Linked DNA regions of Homo sapiens: regions 1 and 3 are each linked to region 2. Evidence: read pairs that join two places in POLR2A ChIA-PET (ENCODE). Cell type or tissue: MCF 10A. All regions are shown on one strand. Each heading gives the region's core, and the rest is flanking DNA. Links, peaks and the distances in the headings are about the cores only. Region 1 overlaps BMPR2 (bone morphogenetic protein receptor type 2). Region 2 has its middle 37 kb from the start of BMPR2. Region 3 overlaps BMPR2 (bone morphogenetic protein receptor type 2).

Region 1 (6,968 bases), core at 20-5,019, 68 kb before region 2:
AGGTCCTCTCAGTGGAGAGAGTTAGGAACCTAGGTCTTATTATCCACAATATTTTCTAATTTGTTTACTGTTAAGTATATATATAAAGTAGAATTGCTAACCCCTGCCCCTATGAGAAAGAAACTTACTAATGACACCACAATATTTGCATATAATTCTTTTTGTCTTTAGCCTTATAATTTTCCAAAGTATCTTAGACAAGTTATTTTCTTCCCCAACCCCTTCAGTGTATTATCCATTTATAATACAATTAGGTTTGTGTGTTATTGTTTATATACCTTTTTGAGTTCTCCCCACATCCTGGTTGACCTGCATGATTCGTTTGTTTCGGAGATCATATGTCTGTCATTTTTGTTTTTGTTTTTGTTTTAATTAATAGAGACAGAGTCTTACTATTTTGCCCAGGCAAGTCTCAAATTCCTGGGTTCAAGTGATCCTCCTTGCCTCAGCCTCCCAAAGTGCTAGGATTACAGTCATGAGCCACCATGTCCAGCCTGTTTTACAGATCATATACCTGTGGGGTTTTTGGTTTTGGAAAATATAATTTTTTTGAAATATATGTGTAATCTTATATATATATTTTGAGACAGAGTCTTGCTCTGCATGAAGGCTGGAATGAAGTGGCGCGATCTCAGCTCACTGCAACTTCCCCGCCTTCTGGGTTCAAGTGATTCTCATGCCATAGCCACCCAAATAGCTGTGATTACAGGTGTGCACCACCACACCTGATTAATTTTTGTATTTTTTATAGAGACAAGGTTTCGCCGTCTTGCCCAGGCTGGTCTCAAACTCCTGGCCTCAAGTGATTCACCCACCTCGGCCTCTCAAAGTGTTGGAATTACAGGCGTGAGCCACTGCGCCCAGACTCATATACCTGTTTTGATGAACATTTAAGAAGAGTAGTTTGTTCCTTTGGCTAATTATGGGACTAGGAAGAAAATGCAGTATCTCCTTGACAAGGAAACACTCACACTACTCCTGATATTAATGAATCAACTGAAAACGTCCAGACATGTCCAGACATAGAATACAATAATATACCACAAAGCAGATAAAGCAACAGATAAAAACAAATTTTAAAAAATACTTATATGACCATTGTTTGATGTTATACCCTGTGTTTCCAAGATAGTTCAAGTGGAATGCGAAATAAAAACATGGATAATCTTCCTGTTTCCTTGTAGGTCCTACGCCCTATTTCCTGCTTCTTTCAAATCTCAAAGATAGAAGACTGATTACAGTGCCTGGAAGTCCTTCATGTAATTAATACTAATGCTTACAAGAACTGAATTTTTATTTATTCTAAAAACATTTGTTGCATGCCTCCCCTCTGTACCAGACACAGTGAGAAGTGCTTTATGTACTTTTATCTAACCAAATAAGTGCTTTGGAGAAGACCCATTAACTATGCTATGGTTCACATTGATTTGTTTCCTCTCTAGATTTTATACACCATTGTGCCAGTACAGTCAAGATCTGGTGATAATGAAAAGCTAACAGCAAAAATTTGTCAAAACTAACCTTTTATGAGAAACAATTTAACCTACTGGTGCACTTAGGTGGATATTTGATAGAGCTAAGAAGCAACCACAGACATATGGTTTCTGTGAGGAAATAAGAATATGAAATTATTTTGCCACCTAAAACTGCAAAAGTAAAAAGCACTTCATAGAAGAATAGTCTTTTAGCATTTTACCCAAAATCAGACATGACTATTCAGAGCTATACATTATTTTATACAACAAACAGATTTGGTTTTTCTCAATCTTGTTTTCTTTATGAAATCCTGAGTTAAAGCCCAGGCACGGTGGCTCACGCCTGTAATCCCAGCACTTTGGGAGGCAGAGGCGGGCAGATCACGAGGTCAAGAGATCGAGACCATCCTGGCTAACACGGTGAAACCCCGTCTCTACTAAAACTACAAAAAAATAGCCAGGCGTGGTGGTGGGCACCTGTAGTCCCAGCTACTCGGGAGGCTGAGGCAGGAGAATGGAGTGAACCTGGGAGGCGGAGCTTGCAGTGAGCCGAGATCACGCCACTGCACTTCAGCCTGGGCTACAAAGCGAGACTCCGTCTCCAAAAAAAAAAGAAAAGAAAAAGAAAAAGAAATCCTGAGTTAAAAGAAGTTATGCAGAATAAAGTATAAATACAGTTTTTTTTTTGTTTTTGTTTTTGTTTTGAGACGGAACTCCGTCGCCCAGGCTGGATCTTGGCTCACTGCAAGCTCCGCCTCCCGGGTTCACTCCATTCTCCTGCCTCAGCCTCCCGAGTAGCTGGGACTACAGGCGCCCGCCACCACGCCTGGCTGATTTTTTTGTATTTTTAGTAGAGACGGGGTTTCACCATGTCAGGATGGTCTCGATCTCCTGATCTCGTGATCCACCCGTCTCGGCCTCCCAAAGTGCTGGGATTACAGGCGTGAGCGACCACGCCCAGCCAAATACAGTATTATTAAGGAGCAGTACCTGATCACACCAAAATTTATGATAACCAACAAGGTGCCCCAAATGAACAAAACAAATATACGCATGAAGAATAACAGCTGAGGCCAGGCACAGTGGCTGACACTTGTAATCCCAGCACTTTGGGAGGCCAAGAAGGATGGATCAGGAGTTTGAAGTCAGGAGTTTAAGACCAGCCTGAGCAACATGGCAAAGTCCCGTCTCTAATAAAAATACAAAAATTAGGCCAGGTGCAGTGGCTCACACCTGTAATCCCAGCACTTTGGGAGGCCAAGGTAGGCGGATCATTTGAGGTCAGGAGTTCGAAACCAGCCTGGCCAACATGGTGAAACCCTGTCTCTACTCAAAAAAAAAAAATACAAAAATTAGCACATGCCTGTAGTTCAAACTACTTGGGAGGCTAATGCAGGAGAATCACTTGAGCCTAGGAAGCAGAGGTTGCAGTGAGCCGAGATCACACCACTGCACTCCAGCCTGGGTGACAATCGAGTAAGTTTGAAACTCTGTCTCAAAAAAAAAAGAAAAAGAAAAAGTAAAAAAGAAAAAAGAATAACACCTGAACAGGACTCCTCGGGTATACTAACCCAGACCTTAATCACTACTATCAGACAATTATAGCATTACTACAGCTTTAAGTTTATTACGCCATTCTTGCCATCCTTGCATAGCAGCCAGGGCACAGTAGCAACCAAGTGAAACACTTGAATTACCAAGTCACAGCCTCTAGTGTGTGCCTAACCCTAACTTGGAATGACACCATGATCCAAAAAGCCTGCCAATCTCTGGCAGAGGTTTATTTATTCATTGATGCTCAATTCTGTATGGTTTCCCCTTACAGCAGGGTAAAACCATAAGGGATAAGCTAACTGTACCTAGAGAGCAATTTTAATATGCTACAAATATTCCACACTCATGAAACTACATTCACTTTCCAGAAAATAAAACAGTAGGACTCCTGTTATGGCCTGGGCCTTAAATTCCTATTAAACAATTTATTACTGTATAAATGGTTAACAGCATATAACCAATTTCCTTAAACCCATAAAGCCTAGCATCCTCCTGACAAGGACTAGCCAGGGTTCTCAAAACAAAACAAAGTAAGAGCATCTTCTCTGCCATAGAGTACAAAGAAAATTGTATTAATTCTCACTGGAGGGGGTTGCTCACAGCCCCAAGGGGCTACAACTTACTCGGAACACAGAAAGAAGGCAATGGTGTTTTATGAAACTAACAATGAAGGAACCCTATTATATCCTTTATTTCTCCTATTACTTGCCTATATTAATCAACCACTTATGCTGGATATAATAACATAAAAGTAAAGGTAGAGATAGGGCCACCCATAATTCCTTTTCTTCTCAGTCCTTCCCTACTCATCAGTAAGCAGAAGGTAGAATGTTGGTAGAATATGTATTCATCAAGAAGTGAAATACAAACCACTGAGTTCGTTTGTACAGAGTTTCTACTGTTCTAGCAAAAACAAACTACACATGCAAGTGCAACTACAAAATGACTGTATAATTTCAGTTTCCACAAATGAGGTAAATATTCTTATATTTGCATTTTAAATGGACACTACACAACATATAGGGATGAACAGTAAAATACAGGCTAATGATTTAAAATTCTAATTTTTCTTTGCTTAGACTGACATTAGATGATAAATTTTTTTAAAATATGACAAGTTGAAGGAGACACTACAAAGAAAGAAAAAAGGTATATATTTTAGTACCTTTAGCAGCACATTTTCCCTGCTTTTTTTTTTTTTTTTTTTTTTTTGAGGCGGAGTCTCGCTCTGTTGCTCAGGCTGGAGTGCAATGGCTTGATCTTGGCTCACTGCAAGTTCCGCCTCCCAAGTTCATGCCCTTCTCCTGCCTCAGCCTCCTGAGTAGCTGGGACTATGGGTGCCCGCCACCACACCCATCTAATTTTTTGTATTTTTAGTACAGACGGGGTTTCACCGTGTTAGCCAAGATGGTCTCGATCTCCTGACCTCGTGATCCGCCCGCCTCAGCCCTCCAAAGTGCTGGGATTACAGGCATGAGCCACCACGCCCTGCCCCTTTTCCTGCTTTTTGAATAAGGGAGCCCCCATTTTTATTTTGCCCTGGGACTTGCAAATTATATAGTCACCCTACCAACAATCAACCTTTTCCTGTCTGGACTTCTACAGAATGAATAAAAATAAGATAGCAGAGGAAATGATGGAACAGTTAAACAGTTCTAATTACTGTATCTGACTTTTTTTTCAGGCTTCAGGACCACAAAACTTCATTAATGTCCAATTTATAGTACAATAAGAAAAAGCTGACCAATGTTGTAAATGGAGTTTAAAAAGTGCACAGGGCTAGGTGAGATGGCTCGTGCCCGTAATCCCAGCACTTTGGGAGGCTGAGATGGGAGGATCACTTGAGTCCAGAAGTTTGATACCATCCTGGGCAACATAGCGAGACCCTGTCTCTACAAAAAATTTAAAAAGTACCTGGACATGGTGCACACGCCTGTACTCCCAGCAACTTGGGAGGCTGAGGTGGGAGGATTGCTTGAGCCTGGAAGGTTGAGGTGCCAGTGAGCCTCCAACCTGGCACTCCAGCCTGGCAGAGCAAGATCCTGTCTTAAAAAAAAAGTCTCCACCCACATAAAGATTGGAACGATAGACACTGGGGACTCCAAAAGCAGGGAGGGAAGAGGGCACGGGTTGAAAAACCACCTATTGGGTACTATGTTTACTATTTGGGTGATGGGATTAGTAGAAGCCCAAACTTTAGCACCACCCAATATACCCAACCTAATATACCCAACCCATGTAACAAACCTTAACTATGAACTCCAAAAGGAAATATATTTATCTCGTTTATTGCTGTATCACCAATATCTGATGTTCATTAACTATTAATTCATAAAATAAACTATGATCATTGCTACTGCACACTCATCTACAAATCCATATACCTAGCAAAAGACAAATTTTAGGCCAGGCTCAGTGGCTCACGCCTGTAATCCCAGCATTTTGGGAGGCCAAGGCGGGCGAATCACCTGAGGCCAGGAGCTCGAGACCAGCCTGGCCAACATGGTGAAACCCTGTCTCTACTAAAAAAATATATAAAAATTAGCCGGGTGCAGTGGTGCATGCCTGTAATCCCAGTTACTTGGGAGGCTGAGGCAGGAGAATTGCTTGAACCAGGGAGGTGGAGGTTGCAGTGAGCCGAGATCATGCCACTGTACTCCAGCCTGGGTGACAGAGTAAGACTCCATCTCAAAAAAAAAAAAAAACAACCCAAAGAAACAAGACAAATTTTAGCTCTAAAATGACAATAAGTCATTTTATTAGGGCTTAAAATTATATTTCTAATCACAGTAATTATAAGACTTACAAATTTGGTAAAATGATATTCAAGTATCATAGAAATATAAAATATAGAAAGTAAAAGCCCTTAATATCTCACTTTTTTTTTTTTTTTTGAGACGGAGTTTTGCTGTTGTTGTCCAGGCTATAGTGCAATAGCACAATCTCGGCTCACCACAACCTCCGCCTCCCAGGTTCAAACAATTCTCCTCCCTCAGCCTCCCAAGCAGCTGGGATTACAGGCATGTGCCACCACACCCAGCTACTTTTGTATTTTTAGTAGAGACAGGGAGTCTCTATGTTGGTCAGGCTGGTCTTGAACTCCCGACCTCATGTGATCACCCGCCTTGGACTCCAAAAGTGCTGGGATTATAGGCGTGAGCCACCACGCCCTGCAATATCTCACTCTTAAGTGAGTGTACATCCACATAAAGTAAAATGTTCAGTAGGTTTGAAACTTTTTAAAATATAAAAATATGAAATCTAAAGAATCTGAACAAATAAGATGACCCTATTATAATCTTGCTTTCTTAAAATGAGTCAAACGTTAACTTTCTAGAGGTATCACTTTTACTTAAATTTCTAATTTGAATGAAAAACTAAGTATTATTTTGTTCAAAATTATACGAGAAAAAAAGGCTCATGCCTGTAATCCCAGCACTTTGGAAGGAGAAGGCAGGAGGATCACGAGGTCAAGAGAATAAGACCATCCTGGCCAACATGGTGAAACCCCATCTCTACAAAAAATACAAAAATTAGCCAGGCGTGGCAGTGCGCAACTGTAGTCCCAGCTACTCGGGAGGCTGAGGCAGGAGAATTGCTTGAACCCGGGAGGCGGAGGCTGCAGTGAGCCAAGATGACGCCACTGCACTTCAGCCTGGGCAACAGAGCAAGACTCTGTCTCGAAAAGAGGAGGGGAGGGGAGGGGAGGGGAGGGGAGGGGAAGGGGAGGGAGAGGGTTCATCTCTACTAAAAATACAAAAATTAGCAGGACAGCCAGGCGCGGTGGCTCATGCCTGTAATCCCGGCACTTTGGGAGGCCGAGGAGGGTGGATTACCTGAGGTCCGGAGTTTGAGACCAGCCTGACCAACATGGAGAAATCCCATCTCTACTAAAAATACAAAATTAGCCGGGCGTGGTGGCGCATGCCTGTAATCCCA
Region 2 (6,968 bases), core at 812-5,811:
CTTTGCTCTGTCAGCAGGCTGGAGTGCAGTGGCGCGATCTCGGCTCACTGCAACCTCCACCTCCTGGGTTCAAACGATTCCCCTGCCTCAGCCTCCCGAGTAGCTGGGACTACAGGCATGTGCCACCACGCCCAGCTAATTTTTGTATTTTTAGTAGAGATGAGGTTTCACCATGTTGGCCAGGATGGTCTCAATCTCTTGAGATCCGCCCGCCTCAGCTTCCCAAAGTGTCGGGATTACAGGCATGAGCCACCACTCCCGGCCATCCTTAACTGGAATACTTCTATTTCAAAAAGAAATTTTATAATTAAATAAAGTTCATGCTATTCCCTCCACCTGAGAAAACCTTTTTGTTTTCACCTGGCAAAATTCTAACCATCCTTCAAATCCCAGTTATCCTGCAATCTTCCCAGTGAAACCTTTCTAGACTTGTTTAAGAAAGTTGCCATTCCCTCCTATGGATCTCCACTCCCCTTTGCACATATCTTTGTTTTTTTTTTCTGTTTGTTTGTTTGTTTTTTGTTTTGTTTTTTGAGACGGAGTCTTGTTCTGTTGCCCAGGCTGGAGTGCAGTGGGGAGATCTTCGCTCACTGCAGGCTCCGCCTCCCAGGTTCACGCCATTCTCCTGCCTCAGCTTCTCGAGTAGCTGGGACTACAGGCGCCCACCACCATGCCCGGCTAATTTTTTGTATTTTTAGTAGAGACGGGGTTTCACCGTCTTAGCCAGGATGGTCTTGATCTCCTGACCTCGTGATGCACCTGCCTCGGCCTCGGGGGATTACAGGCTTCAGCCACAGCGCCCAGCCGCACATATCTCTTATACTTACCAATTTAAGGGTTAACATATATGTTATGATGGGAAAATATTATATATGGAATAGCAGCCCCAGTATTCCTGGGGGTGAAGGGAGTAGGAGGGTTTGAAGGGGAGACCTTGAGAAGCCTGAGTGCAGACAGAACTGTTTTTTGTTTTTTTTGTTTTTGTTTTTGTTTTTTTGAGACGGAGTCTTGCTCTGTCGCCCAGGCTGGAGTGCAGTGGCGCGATCTCGGCTCACTGCAAGCTCCGCCTCCTGGGTTCACGCCATTCTCCCGGCTCAGCCTGCCCAGTAGCTGGGACTACAGGCGCCTGCCACCATGACTGGCTAATTTTTTGTATTTTTAGTAGAGACGGGGTTTCACCGTGTTAGCCAGGATGGTCTTGATCTCCTGACCTCATGATCTGCCCGCCTCGGCCTCCCAAAGTGCTGGGATTACAGGGGTGAGCCACCGCGCCTGGCCAAGAACTGTTATCTATCCACCAAACAAAGACTGGAGTTTGTAGTAAAGTTTACTCCACAGAAACGAGGCAAGTAAAGGAGATACTTTTAAATAAGAAAGCATATCTGATGCTCTTCAAATCACATTGCTGAGCACTGTTCCTACATAATCCTTGCCTGGAATCCTCTGGCTCTTCTATAGGGATAAATTAGGATGTTCAGGACAAAAAGCTTTATTATTATTATTATTATTTTTTTTGAGACAGAGTTTTGCTCTTGTTGCCCAGGCTGGAGTGCAATGGCATGATCTTGGCTCATTGCAACCTCCGCTTCCCGGGTTCAAGCGATTCTTGTGCCTCAGCCTCCGGAGTAGCTGGGATTACAGGCATGCGCCACTGCGCCTGGCTAATTTTGTATTTTTTTAGTAGAGACAGGGTTTCTCCATGTTGGTCAGGCTGGTCTCGAACTCCCGATCTCAGATGATCCACCCACCTAGGCCTCCCAAAGTACTGGGATTACAGGCGTGAGCCACCACACCTGGCCTATTATTTATTTGTCTATTTATTTGAGACAGGGTCTCACTCTGTCGCCCAGGCTGGAGTGCAATGGCAAGATCTCGGCCCGCTGCAACCTCCATCTCCTGAGTTCAAGTGATTCTCCTGCCTAGCCTCCTGAGTAGCTGGGAGTATTGGCACGCACCACTACGCCCAAGTAATTTTTGTGTTTTGTTTTTTTTTTTTTTTGAGACAGAGTTTTGCTCTTGTTGCCCAGGCTGGAGTGCAATAGCGCGATCTCGGCTCACCTCAACCTCCGCCTCCCAGGTTCAAGCAATTCTCCTGCCTCAGCCTCCCAAATAGCTGGGATTACAGGGATGTGCCACTGCGCCCAGCTAATTTTGTATTTTTAGTAGAGATGGGGTTTCTCCATGTTGGTCAGGCAAGTCTCGAACTCCTGACATCAAGTGATCCGTTCGCCTTGGCCTCGGCCTCCCATAGTGCTGAGATTACAGGTGTGAGCCATGGCATTCGGCCTAATTTTTGTATTTTTAGTAGAGATGGGGTTTCACCATGTTGGCCAGGCTGGTCTCAAACTTCTGACCTTAAGTGATCCACCTGCCTCGGCCTCCCAAAGTGCTGGGATTACAGGTGGGAGCCACCATTCCTGGCCCCAAAACTTTAATATCTAAACATTCTCTTTTTGCTGGAGGTTCCAGTGAGATCACACCACTGCACTCCAGCCTGGGCAACAGATCAAGACTCTGTCTCAAAAAAAAATTAAAAAATAAGCCGGGCGAGGTGGCTCACGCCTGTGTTGGCAGGCGCCTGTAGTCCCAGCACTTTTAGGAGGCCAAGGCAGGCAGATCATGAGGTCAGGAGATCGAGACCATCCTGGCTAACATGGTAAAACCCCGTCTCTACTAAAAATACAAAAATTAGCTGGGCGTGCTGGCACGTACCTGTATTCCCAGCTACTTGGGAGGCTGAGGCAGGAGAATTGCTTGAACCCAGGAGGTGGAGGTTGAAGTGAGCTGAGATCGCGCCACTGCACTCTAGCCTGACGACAGAGCGAGACTCTGTCTCAAAAACAAAACAAAACAAAACAAAACAAAAATTAACTAGGTGTGGTGGTGCACACCTGTAATCCAGCTACTTGGGAGGCTAAAGCAGGAGAATTGCTTGAACCCAGGAGGCATAGATTGCAGAGAGCCGAGATCGCACTACTGCACTCCAGCCTGGCGACAGAGTGAGATTCCGTCTCAAAAACAAAAACAAAAACAAAAAAACCCCAGAAAATTTATATACTCTTAAGTATATATATATATATATATATAGACTATATATAGAGAGGGTCCTAAATTGGTTGTCTCCTCCACTAGAAGGCAATCTTCATAAGTAAAGGCACTTGGTTCATTTTGTTCACTGTTGCATTTGCATCATATAGAATAGTTCCTGGCATAGGTCCTTAGTAAATATTTGCAGAATGAATCACGAATTAAGAGCTCTGTAGATTGGATGTCTATAGCTTTTGCACAGCCTTAGCTTCTCTGCAAATACTAAGAGTCAGATAGCCCCATGCACCAGGGGACCAGAGGTTGGGAGACTACTGGGTGAGTGCAAAAGTGGAGCACGTGGAGAAAAGGCTGCAAGGACAATGAAGGCCAATTGCAAGCTAATATGTTAGTCTGTCATTGTTTCATGGATCCTGGCAATAGTCATGACACTCCTTGGTCAGAGACAGAGGAATTTATTATTCATGGCACAGCAAATAGCATGTGTCAGCCTATTTGCAATGGTTTCCCTTGCCCTCAAATTCTAATGGGGCAACCCAATGAGCCCAGATGACATATGTATCTGCAGTGGTTTGCATTACAGGAGAGGAATCCTGGGCCAAGGGCTTAGCACTTTTTGAGCAAGCAGCAAATGAGCCAATCCCCACTCCCTCTAGGGAGCAAGCAGTTACAGGTAATTACAGTAGTTGCCTTGGCCTAGTTATATCTGTGTGAGTAGCTATAGACATTGCTCAGTATCAGGAGCCTGAAAGTCTTATGGATTGGCCTACTCAGCAAGAGAGTGCAGGCATGTTCAGGGCCCATGGTGGAGTGCCCTCTCAGCACAAGGCAGCTGAGTTATCAGCGAAGGAGGATGACATTGAATGTTGCCAGCTTGACACATGCTCACTAGACTCCAAATCCTAGCTAAGAGAAGCATTTAGCAGATACAATATTCAACCTTCCGCAGGCATCATTCAGCACACAGGTTTGAATGATCAAATTGCGGAGAAGTGTGGAAAGTAAAGAGTCTGGCCCAGCATAGTGGCTCATGCCTGTAATCTCAGCAATCTGGGAGGCTGAGATGGGAGGATCACCTGAGGTCAGAAGTTTGAGACCAGCCTAGGCAACATAATAAGACCCCATCTCTATAAAAAATACAAAAATTAGCCCACCTATTCGGGAGGCTGAGGTGGGAGGACAGCTTGCGCCTGGGAGGTTGACGCTGCACTGAGCTATGACGGCGCCACTGCACTCCAGCCTGGGCGACAGAGCAAGACACTGTCGAAAGAAAGAAAAGGAAAGAAAGGAAGAAAGAGGGAAAGAAAGAAAGGGAAAGACAGAGAGAAACAAGAAAGAAAGAAAGAAAGAAAGAAAGAAAGAAAGAAAGAAAGAAAGAAAGAAAGAGAAAAGAGAGAGAAAGGAAAGAAAGAAAAGAAAGAAGAAAGAAAGAAAGAAAGAGGGAAATAAAGCGAAAGAAAAACAAAGAAAAAGGAGGGAGGGAGGGAAGGAAGGAAAGAAGAAAGAACTTCATAGAGGTTGCTTGCCGTAGTAAAAAATGTACTATATGGCAGAGTTGTGTGGCAAAGCTTACAATGACTCTAGGGCTTTGCATCAGTCATGAATGGCTACCAAGGGAAAATTGAGATGTCCTCAACCGTGGCCTTACCCCTGCAGCCTTTCGACATGATAAGAGTGCCCAGTCCTGGGGATAGAAGGCTGGGTTTCTGTCTAGCTCTACTGCTAACATGTTCTGGAACTTCGAGGCAATCTTTTAAGTTTATTGGACAGAATTATCCCTGGATTAGGATAATTCTGGCTGCAGCTGCCTATGTGTGATTTATTATTCCTTTTAGGACTTCTTGGTTCACACTGATATGATTCTGTCTGATAAAAATAGTGCTGAAGTCATCCTGTGTATAGTAGGTTTAGAGAAAGATAAATTTTTTGCAAGGTGGGATCTCTCATTTGAGTTTCCCTTTATTTTTCAGAAAGAATGAATTTTTAAAGCCCCACAATCTTCTACACTGCTCCACCACTCCATCCTTAGCCCATGAGGTGCTTTTAGGCCTCATTCCCCTTGGGGACAGACTTATCTCTGAGGACTTGATTAGCAGATCTGTAAAAGAGAGATAATATTTGTCCTGCTGACTTCACGTGGTTAGAGTGAGAATCACAGGAAATTTAATTAAAGAAAATTAGAGGCAGGGCGCGGTGGCTCACGCCTGTAATCCCAGCTGTCAGGGAGGCAGAGGCCGGAGGATAGCTTGAGCCCAGGAGTTTGAGACCTGCCTGGGCAATATAGCGAGACCCCGTTCTCCACAAAAAGGAAGAAAAAAAAAGACAAAACAAAAAAGAAAATTAGAACTGTAACTGCCTTTAGCTACCATCTAGGCCCACCCTGCATTTTACAGATAATGAAACTAAGGCCCAACCAGTGTGGTGGCACACATCTGTAGTCCCAGCTACTCAGGATGCTGAGGCAGGAGAACTGCTTGAAGGACAAAGGCTTTTTTCCAACTGTGGTTCCACCCTTTTGTTTGTCCCTTTCTTTGTCCTCTCCATTCAGCAAGAGAAGGGATGGCCAAAGAGTGAGGATTGTGCTTGAGAGGTTTTTATGGACCTAGAAGTGGTGCCCATCACTCTTGCTCACATTCCACGGGCCAGAACAGTCACATGGTCATACCTAACTGCACTGGAGGCTGGAAGAGGGACTCTGGCTGTAGGCCAGGAAGAAGAAAAGAACACAGTCACTGGTGAGCACCGACAGTCTTCACCACATATAAAACAATCATGTGATGCCAACATTAGCTAAGTCAGAATTTATTTATTTTTTCTTTGGAATTCCTTCAGCAATTACATACCCTCTATATCATAATTTTGTCACATTAAATTGTATATTGCCTTAGATTTAGGTCTTCTGCCTCCATTTTTACATCATAAGCAGGGATCATTCTTCAGCTGCTTTGGTTTTTACCACAATGCAGGCTATAAGGTAGGCACTATAAGTAAATTTAAAAATCATGCTGAATTATTTCAGTAAAGACTTAGGAAGCTGGAATTTGCAAACCTTTACAGTCTGGAAACAAGCTTGGTTTAGTTGCTATGGCACAAATTAATGATTTAAATATATACAAGGATGTTTATAATCACACAAAAAAACAGTAGAAAGGGAGTTAAATATCCATTAAATGTATATAGTGGGGCAGCTATGCTCGGGGTGTGATTGGCGTTGGTTGTGTCGGGGTCTAGTGGGCAGAGAAGACTCTTGGCCAGGCAGATGGCTTCTTGGTGGCAGAGAATGGGGACCTCCGTGCACCGGAGATGTCTCCAGCACCAGGAGCAGCTGGAGGATGCAAGGAGCTGCAGCCCGTGACCAGCCATCAGGAGAACTCCGCGGGTCCCTGGGGTCCCTGTGCAGACAGTTCCAATGGAGGCTGCCTCTGAGAGCCATCAACCTCAACTTCCGTGCAGGCCCTTCCTGCAAATGCTTGGAAACCCCAGAGCCAGGGCAGCAGGGCCTCCAGGCTACGGCTCACTCAGCTAAGAGTGCCTTGGGTGCCATGTCCCAGAGAATCCAGGAGTCCTGCCAAAGTGGCACCAAGTGGCTGGTGGAGACCCAGGTGAAGGCCAGGAGGAGGAAGAGACGGGCACAGAAGGGCAGTGGCTCCCCAGCTCACAGCCTGAGCCAGAAGAGCACCCGGCTATCTGGAGATGCCCCTGCCCACTCAGCCCACAGACCCCTGGGAGAAGGAGCATAACTGCCTCTCCGCCCGGATAGGCTCCCATGCCTACCCATTATGACAGTCGATGCAGGAGGCTGCCTTCTGGAGCCCCTACTCCTCAACAGAGCCACTCTGCTCTCCCAGCCAGTCTGGCAGTGACCTAGAGCCTATGGGGGTGGGAATTCAGCATCTCCAGAAGCTGTCCCAAGAGCTAGATGA
Region 3 (6,968 bases), core at 872-5,871, 54 kb before region 2:
CCCAGCTACTTGGGAGGCTGAGGCAGGAGAATTGCTTGAACCCGGGAGGCAGAGGTTGCCTTGAGCCGAGATCGCGCCACTGCACTCCAGCCTGGGCAAGAAGAGCGAAACTCCGAAACTCCGTTTCAAAAAAAAAAATAGTTTCTTGCTCAAGATAACTCTAAGGCATTCACATCAATGAAATACATTGTTGCTGTATCTGTAAAATCCAAAAAATCCAAGCATGCAATATCTCTGATGTACCATGTATATCACATTTTACCAAATAATTTAAATGGGGCTTCTTTTCATATATCTCTTTATGATGTTCTCTGCCTTCATTTATTTTTTGCTTTCCAAGTGTTTCCTCTTACCTGACTTTTTTGCAGCCAAACAAAATAGATAAGCCTAGATGTCCCAAAGACCCCAGCTATCAAGAATAAAAATAGTGAGAAGAATCTACCTGGTAAATGCAACCCTAAACAGTATCATTGAGCTCTTACATGCACATCTCTGTTCTTCTGCACTGCTTTTACTGCTACCTCCTTAACCATCTATACTCCCCTTACAATACTTTCTTCACATAGAATGATAACCCATCAGCCAGATTTCAAGTCTTCAGAGCTGAGTACAGCAACTGAGCCAATATTAAATAAGGTAGACTACATATATACCAAATAACTCAGCCTTCATCACCACCCTCAGCTCATCCAGCAGCTCAGTGGAATAACTGCTGATCAGACCTAAAACTGAGTGGCTGTAGGGATGATAAAGGATTGCTCAAGTTACCGATTTTTCCCTTCCTTTTCATGTGCAGTTTAGACCACTTGACTAGGCCTCTCAGCCTCTATCCCTGTTTAGGACTGGATCACTCCTATTAATCACATATTTGATCACTGTGCCTTTGCCACCTGGCTGCTCTTCCAAAGAACATCTCCATCATCAGGCCAATTTCCTTAGCCCAGCCTCAAAGGAATTGTAAGCTTTTTTTTTTGTTTTTTGTTTGTTTTTTGTTTTGAGATGGAGTTTCACTCTTGTTGCCCAGGCTGGAGTGCAATGGTGCAATCTCAGCTCACTGCAACCTCCGCCTCCCAGGTTCAAGTCGATCCTCCTGCCTCAGCCTCCCGAGTGGCTGGGATTATAGGCTCCCGCCCCCATGCCTGGCTAATTTTTGTATTTTTAGTAGAGCCGGGGTTTTGTCATGTTGGCCAGGATGGTCTCGAACTCCCAACCTCAGGTGATCCACCCGCCTCAGCCTCCCAAAGTGCTGGGATTACAGGCATGGGCCACCGCATTCAGCTAGGAACTGTAAGCTTTTATCCCTACCTGTTCAGCCACAGTGACTTATCCATTGCCCAAATTATTACTATCTATGTGCATTCTGTATATCTTACTCCAAATCTGGATTTTTAAACTTACAATTTAGTAGTTGAGCATAAACCATCATGTTTATGTTCTTATCCTATAATAGCTTCAGTTCTGGGACCAAGATTCACACTTCTGTATCATAACACAGTTAAACATAGTATATATTCAGTGAATACATTCTAATTTGGAAACAGAATTGATCAAGAATAGTAATCTTTCTGGTAATGAATCACACATTCCTTATACACAATTGGTGTAAAGATATTAATCGACTTGTCCTACCTTGCTTAGTTTACAGAGAGAAAAATTCACAGAATTTAAAAGTTGAAAGGCAAGTCAATGTGATAAATTGTATCTTACAACATGAAGAAGTCATGAGAGGAAACATGGTTAAGAGTAAAGACTTGCCAGGCGTGGTGGCGCATGCCTGTAATCCCAGCACTTTGGGAGGCCGAGGCGGGTGAACCACGAGATCAGGAGTTCAAGACCAGCCTGGCCAATATGGTGAAATCCTGTCTCTGCTAAAAATACAAAAATTAGCCAGGCGTGGTGGCGGGCACCTGTAGTCCCAGCTACTCAGGAGGTTGAGGCAGGAGAACCGCTTGCCCGGGAGGCGGAGGTTGCAGTGAGCCGAGATTGCGCCACTGCACTCCAGCCTGGGAAACAGAGTGAGACTCTGTCTCAAAAAAAAAAAAATAAAAAAAAGTAAAGACTTTTAGAAATCAAGAAGATACTGGTTTGAAATACAGTTCTGTCACTTTCTAGACTCTGGATGATTTATTTAACCTCTCTGTGCCTCAATATCTTTATTTATGAAAAAATCTATATTTTTCATAAATATATGAAAAAGAAAGCTGATATAAGAATCAGGTTAAATAAAGCACGTAGTATAATACCTGCCACAAGGAGGTACTCGATGAATAATTCAATAATTATTTTTACATATCATTAGACAAAGTACTTATTCTGTTAGTCTGTTTCCCTAACTCTAAAACAGGAAAAATATCTACCTTTCAGCTACTCTGAGGATCTAAGGAAAATGTATGTAAAAACACTGCATTTCACTTGACACATAGCAGGCACTCATAAAGGGAGAAGTTACTTTTGTTAAACAGTAGCTATTTTACTTAATCTGTTACTTCTAGTAAGCATCTAATATGGTTCTCTGTATATTTTATGAATGTCAGTTATTTTGGGGGAAATATTATTATTATTATTATTACTTTTTTTTTTTTGAGACGTTGTTTCACTCTTGTTGCCTAGGCTGGAGTGCAATGGCACGATCTTGGCTCACTGCAACCTCCGCCTTCCGGGTTCAAGCAATTCTCCTGCCTCAGCCTCCAAGTAGCTGGGATTACAGGTTCCTGCCGCCATGCCCATCTAACTTTTTTGTATTTTCAGTAGAGAAAGGGTTTCACCATGTTGGCCAGGCTGGTCTTGAACTCCTGATCTCAGGTGATCCACCTGCCTCATCCTCCCAAAGTGCTGGGATTACAGGCATGAGCCACCACGCCCGGCCAGGAGTAATCTTTTATACAACCGGTTCCTTCAAACAATAATGAAATATTCATTAGCAACAGAAATTCACTGCTCCTCCAACACAGTTCTCAAGATAATTACTGATGATATGACTCAGCTGAATCTCACAGGAATCTCTCTCTCTCTCTCTCTCTCTCTCTCTCTCTCTCTCTCTCTCTCTCTCTCGCTCTCTCATTACCTTAATTAGATGCCATCTTCTAAACAACAAACTCTATAATTAGTGACCTAAATAAGTAAAATGGGCTTGAAAAGATTTCAAGAATCAGCTCACCTAACTTACAGGTGATAAATGCAACCCACAGAGTATATTCTCTTAGTAATTTTAATATTCCTATCTGTTAACTTTCTTCTGGTACTGTCATTTATTTCACTGTTTAGAATTCTGTTTTCAAATATAATTCTTTGCTTCAAGTAGTACCCTCAAGGCTTTCTAACATTAAAACTACTGTCTAGACTGGGCACAGTAGCTCTCAGCTGTAGCCCCAACACTTTGGGAGGCTGAGTCAGGAGGATCGCTTGTGCCTAGGAGTTTGACACCAGCCTGGGCAACATGGCGAGACCTGTCCCTACAAAAAAATATATATATTTTTAAATTACTACCAGAGGTCACAGTCAAAGAATCGTACACCGTTTTGGAGCCTACTCCAGTATAGATCAAAGCAAAGGCAAGGGCAATAAGGCTACACCAAGCTGGGGCAGTTTGGGTGGAGATAGAAAGACAGTATGAGAGAAACTTAGTAAAATATTTTGTCTCCTTCCTCTCCCAGACTCCCCAAACTCTGTCTGTTTATCTCTTGCTACCATTATTCTAACCTTAAGTGTATCACATCCTGTGAAATAGGACTACTAGAATGGACTACTAGGGTGACAAAGAATTCCAGTTTAATTCCAGTTTATGCTATGTATTTCCATACACCAACTGCAGAGACTAGGTTCTAACTCAAAGTTGTTCTGAATGTATTAAATATAGGTACATGCTGAGCCATTTTAAGTCATTGATACTAGTCATTTATTTACCTATTTGATGCTCCCTTAACTTTTTTTTTTTTTTTTTTTGAGACGGAGTTTCGCTCTTGTTGCCCAGGCTGGAGTCAATGGCACGATCTCGGCTCACCGCAACCTCCGCCTCCTGGGTTCATGCAATTCTCCTGCCTCAGCCTTCCAAGTAGTTGGGATTACAGGCATGTGCCACCACGCCCGGCTAATTTTGTATTTTTAGTAGAGACGGGGTTTCTCCATGTTGGTCAGGCTGGTCTCGAACTCCCGACCTCAGATGATCTGCCCGCCTCGGCCTCCCAAAATGCTGAGATTACAGGCGTGAGCCACCGCGCCCGGCCAGATGCTCCCTTAACTTTTTAAAGCTAGAAACTCAAACAACTACAGCTCTTAGACATTTTTAAATGAAAATAAGTAAGGCTCTACAATGAGAGCCAGAAATGTCTGGGTTCCAATGATCAGGCATTTTACCCAATTGATATTGGTCACCTACTTACCATGACACACATAAAATATACTGTGACATGTCCGCAGAAGTATATTTTACACGTATCAAATAACCTGTCCCTAAATGATACTTTCAACTCAAATGTAACACTTTCTTTATTTGGAATTCAGTGATGAGAAGACAACTTGACTATGTAAGAGACAGTACAGTCCAGCAGTTAAGAGTGTAGACTGGGTCAGGCACAGTGGCTCACGCCTGTAATCTCAGCACTTTGGGAGGCTGAGGCAGGTGGATCACCTGAGGTCAGGAGTTCCAGACCAGCCTGGACAACATGGTGAAACCCCATCCCTACTAAAAAATACAAAAACCAGCCAGGCGTGATGGCAGGCGCTTTAATCCCAGCTACTTGGGAGGCAGAGGCAGGAGAATCGTTTGAACCCGGCAGGCGGAGGTCGCAGTGAGCCAAGATTGAGCCATTGTACTCAAGCCTGGGGGACGAGAGCGAGACTTCTTTCAAAAAAAAAAAAAAAGAGTGTAGACTGTAGGCTGGGTGCGGTGGTTCACATCTTTAATCTCAGCACTTTGGGAGGCCAAGGTGGGCAGATCACGAGGTCAAGAGAACGAGACCATCCCGGGCAATATGGTGAAACCTCATCTCTACTAAAAATACAAAAATTAGCTGGGCGTGGTGGCGCGCGCCTGTAGTCCCAGCTACTCAGGAGGTTGAGGTAGGAGAATCGCTTGAACCCGGGAGGCGGAGGTTGCAGTGAGCCAAGATTGCGCCACTGCACTCCAGCCTGGCGACAGAGTGCGACTCCATCTCAAAAAAAAAAAAGAAAAAAGTGTAGACTGTAGCCGGGCATGGTGGCATGCATCTATAATCCCAGCTACTCGGGGGGCTGAGGTGAGAGGATGGCCTGAGTTGGGAGGCAGACGCTGCAGTGAACTGAGATTGAACCACTGCACTCCAGCCTGGGTGACAGCCTGTCTCCAAAAAAAAAGAGTGTACACTGGTCAGGTGTGTTGGTGCATGCCTATAATTCCAGGACTTTGGGACGCCAAGGCAAAAGGGTCGCTTGAGCCCAGGAGTTCAAGAGCAGCCTAGCCCCCATCTCTACAAAAAATAAAAAAATTAGCCGGGCATGGTGGTACACACTTGTAGTCCCAGCTACTGGGAGGCTGAGGTGGGAGGATCACTTGAGCTTCCGGGAGATTGAGGTTACAGTGAACTGTGATCATACCACTGCACTCCAGCCTGGGTGGCAGAGCAAGGCCCTATTTTATTGAAAAACAACAACAACAACAACAACAAAACTATAAGACTACTTACTAAGGCGCAGTGGCTCACACCTGTAATCTCAGCACTTTGGGAGGCTGAGGCGGGCGGATCACCTGAGGTCAGGAGTTCGAGACCAGCCTGACCAACATGGAGAAACCCTGTCTCTACTAAAAATACAAAATTAGCTGGGGGTGGTGGCACATGCCTGTAATCCCAGCTGCTCGGGAGCCTGAGGCAGAAGAATCACTTGAACCCGGGAGGCAGAGGTTGCGCCATTGCACCCCAGCCTGGGCAACAAGAGTGAAACTCCATCTCCCAAAAAAAAAAAAAAAAAAAAAAAAAAAGACTACTTACTAAAAGCATTTTTGGTAGTTGTACATAAGGTAGAGGCTTTCCTAAGATAACACAAAACCAGATGTCATAAAGGAAAAAAAAAGCAGTTGTAATTGCATAAAGTCATTTATATCATATATTTATATCATGTAACACCTTTAAATCAGTAAGAAAAACAAACAAATCATTAGAATAGGCAATTCAGAGAAATACAACTGGCTGACAAGCATGAAAAGCTTGGCTCCACTAATAATTAAAGGACTCTAAACCAACAAGATATCATTTATTTTGCTCTGGCAAAAATTGAAAAGAATGATATTACGTAGTATTTGAAAAGGTATAAGAAAATGGGAGATTCTCGGCCAAGCACGGTGGCTCACACCTGTAATCTCAGCACTTTGGGAGGCCGAGGCATGTGTATCACCTGAGGTCAGGGGTTCGAGACCAGCCCAGCCAACATGGTGAAACCCTGTCTCTACTAAAAATACAAAAATTAGCCAGGCATGGTGGCACGTGCCTGTAATTCCAGCTACTGGGGGGCTGAGGCAGGAGGATGGCTTGAACCTGGGAGGCAGAGGTTGCAGTGAGCCAAGATCGTGCCACTGCACTCCAGCTTGGGCAACAGCGCAAGACTCTGTCTCAAAAAAAAAAAAAAAAACACGAAAGAAAAGGGAGGTTCTCATACACTACTGGTAGAAATGACAGTACAACCTATTTTGAAGAAATTCTAGCAGTTCATTTCAAGATTTTAAATGTACAAATTTCTAACCACATGATCTTACTTCTAGAACTGTCCCAGATCAATAATCACAAAACTTTATGTACAATATACGCAATATTATTCCACCTTGTTTAGAAGCAAATTCTAATTATACAGATATTTATTTATAGCACATATAAAAAAGCATTAAAGATTATACACCAACTATTAACACTGGTTACATCCAGGAAATGGGATTAAGGAAACACGAGACGATTTTTTTTTTTTTTTGTATACTTCATTATCATTTCTACACTTCACCATCA

What was found. Peaks named below come from ENCODE experiments on the same cell type or tissue, not always from the same donor. Only the 100,000 strongest peaks of a DNase experiment are listed, where the experiment ranks them.
Region 1: POLR2A ChIA-PET joins it to region 2 with 5 read pairs; 2 of 35 experiments call an interaction of 5 or more read pairs at or near these places.
Region 3: POLR2A ChIA-PET joins it to region 2 with 5 read pairs; 2 of 35 experiments call an interaction of 5 or more read pairs at or near these places.

Annotation. Positions count from the first base shown.
Region 1 is chr2:202,402,961-202,409,928 of GRCh38, reverse strand. All of the region lies in intron 1 of BMPR2 (bone morphogenetic protein receptor type 2), which reads right to left. Among named protein-coding and RNA genes, the nearest start is that of BMPR2, 30 kb to the right of the region's middle. In MCF 10A, for the core only: no CTCF peak of the experiment used is centred there; no DNase peak of the experiment used is centred there.
Region 2 is chr2:202,336,064-202,343,031 of GRCh38, reverse strand. It overlaps the pseudogene PIMREGP1. Among named protein-coding and RNA genes, the nearest start is that of BMPR2, 37 kb to the left of the region's middle. In MCF 10A, for the core only: no CTCF peak of the experiment used is centred there; a DNase peak (open chromatin) is centred at 3,261.
Region 3 is chr2:202,389,966-202,396,933 of GRCh38, reverse strand. The region is part of intron 1 of BMPR2 (bone morphogenetic protein receptor type 2); the gene reads right to left. Among named protein-coding and RNA genes, the nearest start is that of BMPR2, 17 kb to the right of the region's middle. In MCF 10A, for the core only: no CTCF peak of the experiment used is centred there; no DNase peak of the experiment used is centred there.